2 separate regions of the Homo sapiens genome follow, and region 2 is linked to region 1. A link is an interaction called in ENCODE POLR2A ChIA-PET data of the cell type or tissue named here. Cell type or tissue: MCF 10A. All regions are shown on one strand. Links, peaks and the distances in the headings refer to the core of each region. The heading gives the core; the rest is flanking DNA.

Evidence for each region. Peaks named below come from ENCODE experiments on the same cell type or tissue, not always from the same donor. Only the 100,000 strongest peaks of a DNase experiment are listed, where the experiment ranks them.
Region 2: POLR2A ChIA-PET joins it to region 1 with 5 read pairs; 3 of 35 experiments call an interaction of 5 or more read pairs at or near these places.

The regions. Positions count from the first base shown.
Region 1 is chr5:9,465,677-9,471,061 of GRCh38, reverse strand. All of the region lies in intron 1 of SEMA5A (semaphorin 5A), which reads left to right. Among named protein-coding and RNA genes, the nearest start is that of SEMA5A-AS1, 43 kb to the left of the region's middle. In MCF 10A, for the core only: no CTCF peak of the experiment used is centred there; DNase peaks (open chromatin) are centred at 2,951 and 3,331.
Region 2 is chr5:9,374,621-9,380,005 of GRCh38, reverse strand. SEMA5A (semaphorin 5A) reads left to right here. Exons shown (of 23, transcript NM_003966.3): 3 at 1-183. The coding sequence starts at 60. Among named protein-coding and RNA genes, the nearest start is that of SEMA5A-AS1, 130 kb to the left of the region's middle. In MCF 10A, for the core only: no CTCF peak of the experiment used is centred there; a DNase peak (open chromatin) is centred at 3,115.

The DNA of each region.
Region 1 (5,385 bases), core at 204-5,203:
CGTCTTCAACATTACATTGTTTTTCTTTTCAGCTACCTACTCTACTTGAGAAAGCCCTCCTTATCATAATTATTATTAATGTTTTGATAAAAAATAACTAGGATCGCTTTTTCCAGCTCTATGGAATGGACTAATAAGCTACTCATATTAAAATCTGCATCAGTTTCTATGGGCCAGGTTGCTGTAACCAACAACCCCTAAATCTCTGCAGCTTCAAACAACAAATGTTCATTTCTCATTTGTGCTCCATGTGCATCTGGGCTTGCTGGAGGTGCTCTTTGAAGAGGTCTGTCTTTGGGAGGCAGGCTGATTTCTGGGGTGGCTGTCATCTTGAGAGTTGCTGGTCACTGTTAGGGAAATAAGAGAACATGGCATATGGTCCATTGACCCTGGGAAGGCTTTCATCCAGAGGAGGCATGGTTTCCTTCTATTTACATCTCATTGGCCAGAGAAATCCTGGGACTATGGCCAACTTTGAAGAGGTGAAGAAGTGGGAGGAAGACTGGACAGCGCTCATGGATACTGTAATTCCTGTATGAGTTTTTTGTTTTATGTGATAGACATTGTTACCCTTACCTTTGCATATGTCATGTTGTCTCAGTCACTTCTCACATGAGCTGGAAATTCAATGATCTTTATTTTACATATGGAGCTTACTGAAGGTAAGGACTCAAGAGGCAGTGGTACTTCCTGGACAGAGTTGGTTGTGGAATCTAATTTTGTTTATTTCCCCAGAGCCAAATCTCAGTCATTGTACAGTATTGCTGCATAATTTGTTTGAAGCACACACTATAGGAACAAGGAATTTCCCACTTCTGAAACTTCTTTGTGCAACCTGGGGACACACCCTAACATCAAGGGAATAGAGTTTCCAGCCTGTGGAGTTGAGATTACCTTCTCTCTCCTTGTAAGTCAAAAACCTATGCTACCTCTTTGTGACCTTGTTTGAAATAGTGGAACCCCCCCTAACATGCTCATCTTAAAAGCTGCCATTTCTTGAGGACTTACCATGTCCAGACGTTGGAATTACCCTTCTGCATGTACTGTCTCTTTTAATTCCCCCTCTTTTTCATTTCACAAATGAAGATTGGATTTTCCATTTGGGGCCTGCTCAAAGTTGTACACATCCTAAATTGCAGACTCAGGAATAAAAGCCACATTTGTCTGGCTCAGAGCTTGCCCTCTTAAACATGTGTTCCTCAAGATTTAAGTAAAAGTACTCCAAATACCCAAGGTTCTTACAAAATGCTTTTAATGCAAGCCTGCTGGGGGTTCTTGCATGCTGAAGGTTGCCTTGAAGCTAGCATCAAAAACATTTCTGCCATTTATAATTTGGAAGAAGAAGATTAAAAAAAATCATGAACAAAAACATTCTCTTGTCTACCCTGCTCAGGGTCTCCAGCACTTTTAGTTTCCATTGATATCCCAGTGGGATGGAACAGATGCCCTAGGGCCGGTATCCTGGCTCCAAACCTAGGATCAATGACCTGGAGCGAGTGAGTGAATCTTTTTGAGCCTCATTTTTCTCAAATGTGAAATGGGGACACCTTGCTTGCAAAAATCTTGTACATGAGTTGTTTTTATGGTTGCTTAATAGAAGGTGGTGGCTATTTTGGAGATGGGTAAACATTACCTTTCTCTGTTTTCTGGTAGCCCTCTCTCACTACCCCAATTAAACATTCCGCATAACTAAAATCTAGGCTTTAAGCATGACCTTATGCTAAATTCACTAGCTATTAATTAAAATCCATTGCTGGCCGGGTGTGGTGGCTCATGCCTGTAATCCCAGCACTTTGGGAGGCCGAGGCAGGTGGATCACAAGGTCAGGAGTTCAAGACCAGCCTGAACAATACGGTGAAACCCCATCTCTACTAAAAATACAAAGATTAGCCAGGAGTGGTGGCGGGCGCCTGTAGTCCCAGCTACTCAGGAGGCTGAGGCAGGAGAATCGCTTGAATCTGGGAGGCGGAGGTTGCAGTGAGCCGAGATTGTGCCACTGCTCTCCAGTCTGGGCGACAGAGAGAGACTTCATCTCAAAAACAAAACAAAACAAAACAAAACAAAAAAATCCATTGCTACTCTTAAGCCTCACCAACATAGAAATTTTGGAGGCTCAGAAAAATGAACCTCTTACAACATACGAAAGTGGAAAGTGATAGAATATTATGGAGAACAATGTGACGGTAGGTATGAAATGCTTTAAATATGTATGAATCCATTTACTCAGTGGCTCTTCTTCTAAAATTTTGAAATTAATAGAAATATTCATGAAAAGGGATGTTTATCTGGTGTTGTGATACTAGTAATTCGAAACCCCAAACTATCATGTAGCTGGAGATTGGCCGAGTAAATGGATGCCACCATTTGACGGGTTGCTATGTAGCCATTTAAATCAGATTTTTGGATGGTATTCAAGGATTTGAAGAAATATAGACAGCCTGAATTTTATATAGTTTAAATGTAGGACACACCCCCAAGTGTTACCAGAAATCACTTATAGTACTAGGAAGAGTTCACATACTACCATTTTCTTTTTACCATTTCATATTTTCTAAAATTTCTTTATTTAGAAACATATTGTAATTTATTAAAAGAAGGATTAAAACCCCCACTAAGGACTGTTTAGTTCGCAAACCTACACTTTTTAGGTTAACCTGGAAAGCCTTAGTATGTAGGAGTCACCATTCAGGAGGAGCCCTAGGGAAGCTGGTCCCACTCTGGGTAAGATTTGTCAAAATCCTACAGTAGACGTTCCAGTAATGAAGGCGTCTGCCTAACATCTCAAGTCAGACATTTCTAATTGGGCAAAATTACTGTCATTTACTGTTATTAAAGCTGCAACAAGAAAAAAACCAACAATGCCTGCTTCTGTCACAAGTTCTGTTCTGAATCATGAGAGTCTCTTTCCCGGGCCCTCCCTGCCGTTTTTGTGGCAGCATGAGTCAGTGGAGTAAGGGGCAGCCTGCTGTTCTGAGTCTGGACTTGGTAGTTACCAAGATGTGAGTAACGCTGATCTTCCTGTAGCCCTGAGCAAGTCCTCTTACAGCTCTCTGTGCTCCACATAATAGGGATAATAATATTTATTTGCTTACCTAGCCCACTGGGGTGTTGTAAAGATTAGTTAGACTCTGCTAGTCAAAGGACTTTGAAGTTTTAGTGCCCCGAATGGTGTTATTACTAATAAACCTTTAAAACTTTCATCTGCAGTGTTTCCTTATTTGTAGCATTTAGTAATTCTGCACAAGGAACCAGCCTCCCGCAGGCAGGACGCCAGACCCACGCTGGGCCAGGGCGGGCTTAGGCCTGCCTAGACCTTCCACCCACCCCGGCTCCCACCTCCAGGCACAGAGCTGCTGCTACCTGCCTCAGCTTGATCCTGGCTTAGAGGCTCCTGGTGCTTGTTTACCAGATTCTGTCCAGTTGGAAAGCCACCCATGCTTACAGTCCTCTAGTCTGTGCCAGGAAACAAAGAGCTTTTTCCAGGTATACCCACTTGGCCAGCTGAGGTGTTCCTCAACATGGCATGGACAAACAGAAGTTTGGAGTCCTCCAGTAAATACCCTGAAGTTCTCACCCATGGAAGTGGAAGGTGCCTGGAGTTCTAATCTGGGAATAAGCAAAGGCTCATCAGGCCTCAGAACAGTTCATGCAGCCGGGCGCGGTGGCTCACGTTTGTAATCCCAGCACTTTGGGAGGCTGAGGCGGGTGGATCATGAGGTCAACAGTTCAAGACAAGCCTGGCCAAGATGGTGAAACCCCGTTCCCTACTAAAAATACAAAAATTAGCCAGGCACAGTGGTTGATGCCTGTAATCCCAGCTATTCAGGAGGCTGAGGCAGGAGAATTGCTTGAACCCAGGAGGTGGAGGTTGTAGTGAGCCAAGATCACACCACTGCACTCCAGCCTGGGCAACAGAGCGAGACTCCGTCTCAAAAAAAAAAAGAACAATTCATGCATCTCATCTCCCTGTTCTTGGCATCTGATTCTTTTAGCTCAAAAGATGAGAAGGGCCAAAACTTTGTTTCTGGGGAAGGCTATTGGTTTGGACAATGATTTATGAGGATGCCTTTCTGCCTTTTGATGCTCACTAAGAATAACAAAACTCTTCTCTGCATTGTTACTGCCAAAGCTCATTCTCCTTTTCCCTCACATCTGCCCACTCTTGTGATAAATCTGAGACACACCAATCCGAAAAGGCAATCTCTCCCTTGGCAATGACTTTGAAGAGTATTTCAGAAACACTCATTGGGAGTGGATCCCAATTATTTAATGCTGAGTGGGAAGAGGAGGAATGAGAAAAATCAGCCAAGTACACAAGTGAAACCAAGCCCAGATAATTAGCTCTGAAATATTTATGATAAACATGGAAAATAATAACTTTATAGTAATGTAAGAGCAGATTGTATTCATTTAATGACTTTTTGGTAATTGGATTTCCTTATCTTTGTCTGTAAATACACGAATCTAGTTTCCCAAACTAGAAATCTCAGAATCATTCTAAGTTTTACCCTTTTGTTTTTCAAACCCCCTCTCTAATAGCCACAAAATTCTATCTCATAAATAACTTCACTGCTCAGTAGCCCTTCAATAGCCCTTCTTTCCCATCCTCTTCAACCATGTTGATAGTGTGAGGCATGATTCCTTCACTGCCTGGGGACTTTTCTTTTTTTTTTTTTTTTAAATTTTATTATTATTATACTTTGAGTTTTAGGGTACATGTGCACAACGTGCAGGTTTGTTACATATGTATACATGTGCCATGTTGGTGTGCTGCACCCAGTAACTCGTCATTTAGCATTAGGTATATCTCCTAATGCTATCCCTCCCCCTTCCCCTCACCCCACAACAGTCCCCGGTGTGCCTGGGGACTTTTCTTATTCCTACTGATTTAATCCTGTTTCCCAGTGATCTCCACATTGGTACCCAGGTATCTGTGTGCACAGCTACTCAGATACTTGCACCCCCAACTCTCAGACCTTGCTGGCTTGACATTACCCTCGAGAGAAAGAAATGTTAAGGCCTTCTTGGTCAATAATTAGCATTGGTTTAACTTGTAATTTCTCTCTGAATTCTCCACTGGGTCCTCTGTGGTTAGCAACACTGGACGTCTCTCTGAAGTTCTCTTCTCACTCTCTCACTTCAGTGCCATGCATGCTCGTCTTTGTGTTTGGGGAACCTGTTCAGATATCACCTTATCATTCTGGGCATGACATGTTGTTTTTCCCAAGGACCCAAAACAGTAAAAAGTAATGAAATAACTACATGGCAGTCAGCCCAGTGGAATATAGATGGAGAATAAAGTCATCCTCTGTATCCATGGGGGATTGGTTCCAAGAACCTGTGGATACCAAACTCTGTGGATGCTCAAGTCTCTGACAGAAAATG
Region 2 (5,385 bases), core at 189-5,188, 91 kb after region 1:
GAGAAGAAGAGCTTCTGTTTAGAAGACACGTGCCCAGAGTCAGAGGCCCCTTGCCCACCATGAAGGGAACCTGTGTTATAGCATGGCTGTTCTCAAGCCTGGGGCTGTGGAGACTCGCCCACCCAGAGGCCCAGGGTACGACTCAGTGCCAGAGAACCGAGCATCCAGTCATCTCCTATAAAGGTAAGGAACCAGCACGCACTGATTGCAAAGCCGTCATCTAAATGCACATTCTGTGTTTAGTGATAGAAGATAATAGAGCATCACGAATGCTGTATAATCCAGTGGCTCTTGTTTCAGACACAGTTTAAAATAAAGGTAAAACTACAAAAGCCTCTATCATTAGAATTTCATATCCAGAAACTGATTACCACCTCAAGAGGGATCTAAGACAGGGATTACCAAGGTAAAAAAATCTCATTATTTCTGGTCACCTTTATTTAACAGGTACTGTGGGCCTCCTAAGTGTTTGAACCAAAGGATAAAAATGTGACCATAAAAATAACAACAAAACCAAGGAAAGCCTAAAATTCTTCACTATGGCATTTCCCTGCAAAGCCTTAGTCTTGCCACAAACCTAGCCCTTTGTTTCTATCTAGCATTGCATGGCAGCAGAATTGATTTAATGTCCCAAGTATCTCTATGGATTGGTAGGATTAAATAATTAATCTGTATATCCACTCATTTATTCTTTCATTCATTGAAATTTATTTAAGGTCCTTCACACCCGGGGCACTCAAGCATTCAGAGTGGAAAAGAAAATAGACTCTATCTCTGTCCTCAAGGAATTATATTATCAGGCTAAATATGATGAATGAGACATTGTATTTCAGTAATTCATGCAACAAGTGGTTTTATATTTTGTTGTTTTTAAAACTTTGTATCAAACACTTTCAAATATCTATGGAAATAGAAAGAATAGTCTAAGGAGCACAAAAAAAGAAAGAATAGTCTAAGGAGCATGCAGCCCCACACTTATCAATTCATGGCCCATCCCCATCCTTTTTCATCTAAATTTCCACTCATGCTTCATCTCATACCCATTAAATTATTTTGGAGGAAATTAAAAAAAAATCAAATAATTTTATCCATCAGATTTCAGTTGATAATACTCAAAGATAAGGAATTCAGTACCATTATCACAGCAAACAAACAAACAAATAATAAATGATTTCATGACATCATCAAGCACCCAGAGGGCATTGAGAGATCTTTCATGGGTTCATAAATACTTCGGCATCTTTTGGCCAGTTAAGTCAAATCGAGATTTAAGTAAATTCCATGCACTGCCATTGGTTGGTATATTTCTTGAGTCTCTTTTAATATTTTACTTTTATTTCACACCCTTTGCAAATTACAGAAACCAAGTTCTTTGTCCTGGACAGTTTCCCACAGTCTGGAGTTTGCTCATCGCATTCTGATTGTGTGCTTCAAATATTCCTCTTTCCAAAGATGTCTGTAAATTCCTAGTAATCTCAAGACACCTGCTGAGATCCAGGTTTGGATCTTTTTGTCTTGACCGTGTCATGGGTAGTGCAGCGTATTTCCTTCAGGAGGCAGAGCATATCCAGCTGGGAAATGATCAGTCATTGATGATCACAGCCTCAATCTACTGATTCATCTGTGGGTACAAAACTGGGATTTTCTCATTTTATTATTTTGCTCATTTAATGGTTAGAATACTTCTATATAAACTATCTTTCCTTCATCAACTCTTTACGTATCCTGAAGGTACACCTTATGCAGGAAAGGCAAAATAAATGTTCCCCGCCCCCCATCAATTTATACTTTTATTTTTTTTTAAATACACAAGTAGGTTGGTTCTTTAACATCCCACAGGTCATTCATTTGTCATCCAAAGGGGATGAATAAGATGTTATGTTTGCCTTTTTCTTATTTTGATTATTATAATTATTATTAATACATGAATTTCAACATATTTGATGTATTTTAATCCATGTAGTTTACATCCTTGTACATGGTGAAATTATAGCATTTTAAGCCCAGTGTAGCCTCTTGAGAGCAGCTTCTGGACTCTTCTGACTCCATCCAAGTCATCTTTGAGAGCTTCTTTACTCTCTGGGTTGACAAGATGTTCCTATTCCTTTTACTTATTTCCTTCCACAGACCTGGGAATCACTCATTTCTGTATGCTTTGAGCACCAAAGGTGCCCACAGGTCTTCTCAGTGGACAGTGCTAACAAAAGCATTTTTAAAACATACCATAAACTTCTCCTGATACTCCCAACTCATCTCCAGGACTCTAGGGTCTTTGTTAACCTTTCCCATCTTAGTGTCTATTTCTTCCTTGCACAAAATCTCAAGTCTCTGCTGACCAACCTAATTATTTCTTTGCCTTTTTTCTTTAGTACACAGTCATTTTAGAATAACAGCTTCATGCAAACCTAGTTGTTTTGGATTATTGAAAAATCTTTAAAATGACTTTTTTCTCTCTCTTTTTTTTTTGTCCTCGCGTATATATTTCACTGGAAAATTTTAGTGAAATTAGCAAAATTACTGCTTTAAAACCAGTAGAAATAATTTCTTTCTGCGTGGTTATGGCACCAACCCAAGACCCAGTTACTATCATTTGTTTAATTATTGAAGCAAAAGGTGTTCAAAGGAATCTAGCTTTGCTTCCTGTTTTCTTGATCCTATTCCAGAGCTCTTTCTGCATTTAGCTATTTACCTATATTTTATGGGTTAGGCTACTTTTGTAATAGAAGCAAAGCAACACACACACATACAAATATATATTTATGTTCTCTTTCCTTAGATGAAAGGTGGCAATTATATAGACTTGTTTCTGTGTAACATTATTTTAACCTAATGATATATGCTGGAGCCTACTCTCTAGAAGAGTGTAGAGATTGATGTCATTCTTTTTTTTTTTTTTTTCGGTAGCTACATAGCTTCCACTATGTGATGAGCCCTAACCTAATCAAAAACACCTTACTGAGAGATGCTTAGGTTATTTTCTGCCATTTGTGACCATGGATAGTGTTTCAGTGAGTAATGCCTCCTGTAAACATTATGTAATATTTTTGCAAGTGTACCGTTGAAAGAGATTATTCGAATTGGGATTTCTGGGCCAAAGGGTGAATGCATATGTCGTTTTGTAAATGTTGCCCAATTCTCTTTCATAGAGGTTGCACCACTTTGCATTCTAGTTGCCCTGGATATGAATACCTATTTCTCTGCCGCCTTTCCTGCAGAGTACACCGTCAGGCTTTGGGATTTGGACCAAACTCAGTGCATAAATGGCATCTCAGTGTATTTTTATTTGCATGTTTTTAATTCGGAGTGAACCTTCAATGAACATTTAAGAGAAGCCTGTTGTGTACAGGGTTTTTACTAGATATTGAGGAGATCAAGAAGATGCTCAGTTCCTGTTAAAAGGGTTTAGACTATTTTTAGGAATGTGAACCAAAAGGGCCATTGCGTAATATTCTGTGAAGGGTCCTAACAGGTGCCTGTGTTGGGTGCTGCAGAGCCTAGGAGAGGGGCTCTAAGCCCACATCCTGGGCTGTAGGACGGTGGTTGAAAAAGGTTTCTAGGATGAAGCCATGCCAGAACTGCATCCCAAGTGATTGTTAGAAGGTGTTTACAAAACTTATGAAAGGAGAGGTTTCCAGGGAGAGGAAAAGAGCAAGTGATAAGCCCTGAAGTGAGAGAGGGAGCATTGCGGGTCCTGGCAAGCCTCACGCACAGGAAGTCAGGACATCTTATTTTACGATATGGAGGAGGAGGTGGAGGGCATGAGGCTCACATGGCAAGTGGGGATTCGGAGGTGCCTGGCATTGGAAGTCATCTGAATAAGTTTATCCTTTATCTGGAGGATGACAAAATGCCGGCAGGGACAGCCCATTCTGAGGCTGCTACTGAGACCAAAGGGAGGAGGAACTGCATTAAGGGAAGGGAGGCAGAAATGTAGAGAAGAAGTAGATTCTGGAAATTGGAAAGGAGTGTGGTTGAGGATTCAGTAGATGTAGAGCAGGAATGAGAAGGAAGCCCTGACTGCAATCCCCACATTCTTGGCTGTTGATTCCATATAGAATCAAGAAGAGAAAGCAGATAAGAGGGGTGTGGTGATTTTAGATGGAAAAGGCTGAGTTCCTGTGAGCCACCAGATGGAATTATCTAGTTGAGGGCAAGCCTTTCTGAGAACCAAGAATGGGGATATTTTCAAGAAGGCTATGTCCAGCAGAGCGTCAGATACTGCAGAGTGTTCAAGGCAGGTGTATGCCAGAAGGAAGAGTGACACACTTGTCCTGGTCTTCCTGGGACTTTCCTGGTTGCTTCTGTTCTGGGAAAGCCAGGACAATTCGTCACTTTCTGAGAAATTCTGTCAGCAGTACTGTATTAGCTGCTTAGGGCTGCTGTAACAAATTACTGCACACTAGATGGCTTAAAACAACCTAATTGTCTCTTCTTACAGTTCTGGAGGCCAGAAGTCCAAAATTACGGTGTTTGCAGGTCTGTGTTCTCTCTGAAGTCTCTAGAGAAGAACCGATCTCTGCTTCCTCCTAGCTTCTCATGATTGTCAGCAATGTTTGGCATTCCTTTGCTCATGGACACATCACTCCAGTCTCTTAGTCTGTAGTCTCATGGTATCCTCCCTCTGTGTCCCTGCCTTTTTGTCTTCTCTTTTTATAAGGACATAAGTCATGTTGAACTTAGGGCTAACCTTAATCCAGTACGACCTCATCTTAAACAATTTGTCTGCAAAGGTGCCGTTTCCAAATACGGTCACATTCAGAGGTACCTGTGGTTAGGACTTCAGTATATCTTTTGGGAGGACACATAAAAGGCAGCATTTATCGGAGCAGTTTCAGTGCAGGGTTGGGGGAAGAAACCAGATGGTGATATGTGTGGGGATATATCAAAGGTTAGGGACTAGATGATAGATATAAAAGGAGAGAATTCATGTCAGTCATGCAAGGACATAAGGGGCAGGGAACAGCTTTTCAAAGAGCATGACTTAACCATCCTCAAATGGCGATGGGAAGGAATGAGGTGAAGGAAGAGGCTAAAGAGAGAGAAGAGAGGGGAGATGATTGTTTAAGCAGAGACCCCGGTGCTGTAGGAGGGCACAGCAACTGGGAACAGGTGCCCAGTAAAGTTATAGGAAGCCAACTCCACCTCCAGTGAGCCTGGAGGGCAGGAGGCCAAAGCACCCAGGATGCAGGAAAGCTTGTGGGTGGGGGTGGGTGCGGGAGAGGAAGGAGTTCCTGAAGATCTCTGTCTTGGCTGAAGAGGGGTAGGCAGGCCCCAGGCCAAGAGTACAGGGCCTTAGAAAGGAAGTGCTTCTCTGAGGAGGGAATAAAACTATTTTTCTCTCTCTCTGTCACACACACACACACACACACACACACACACACACGA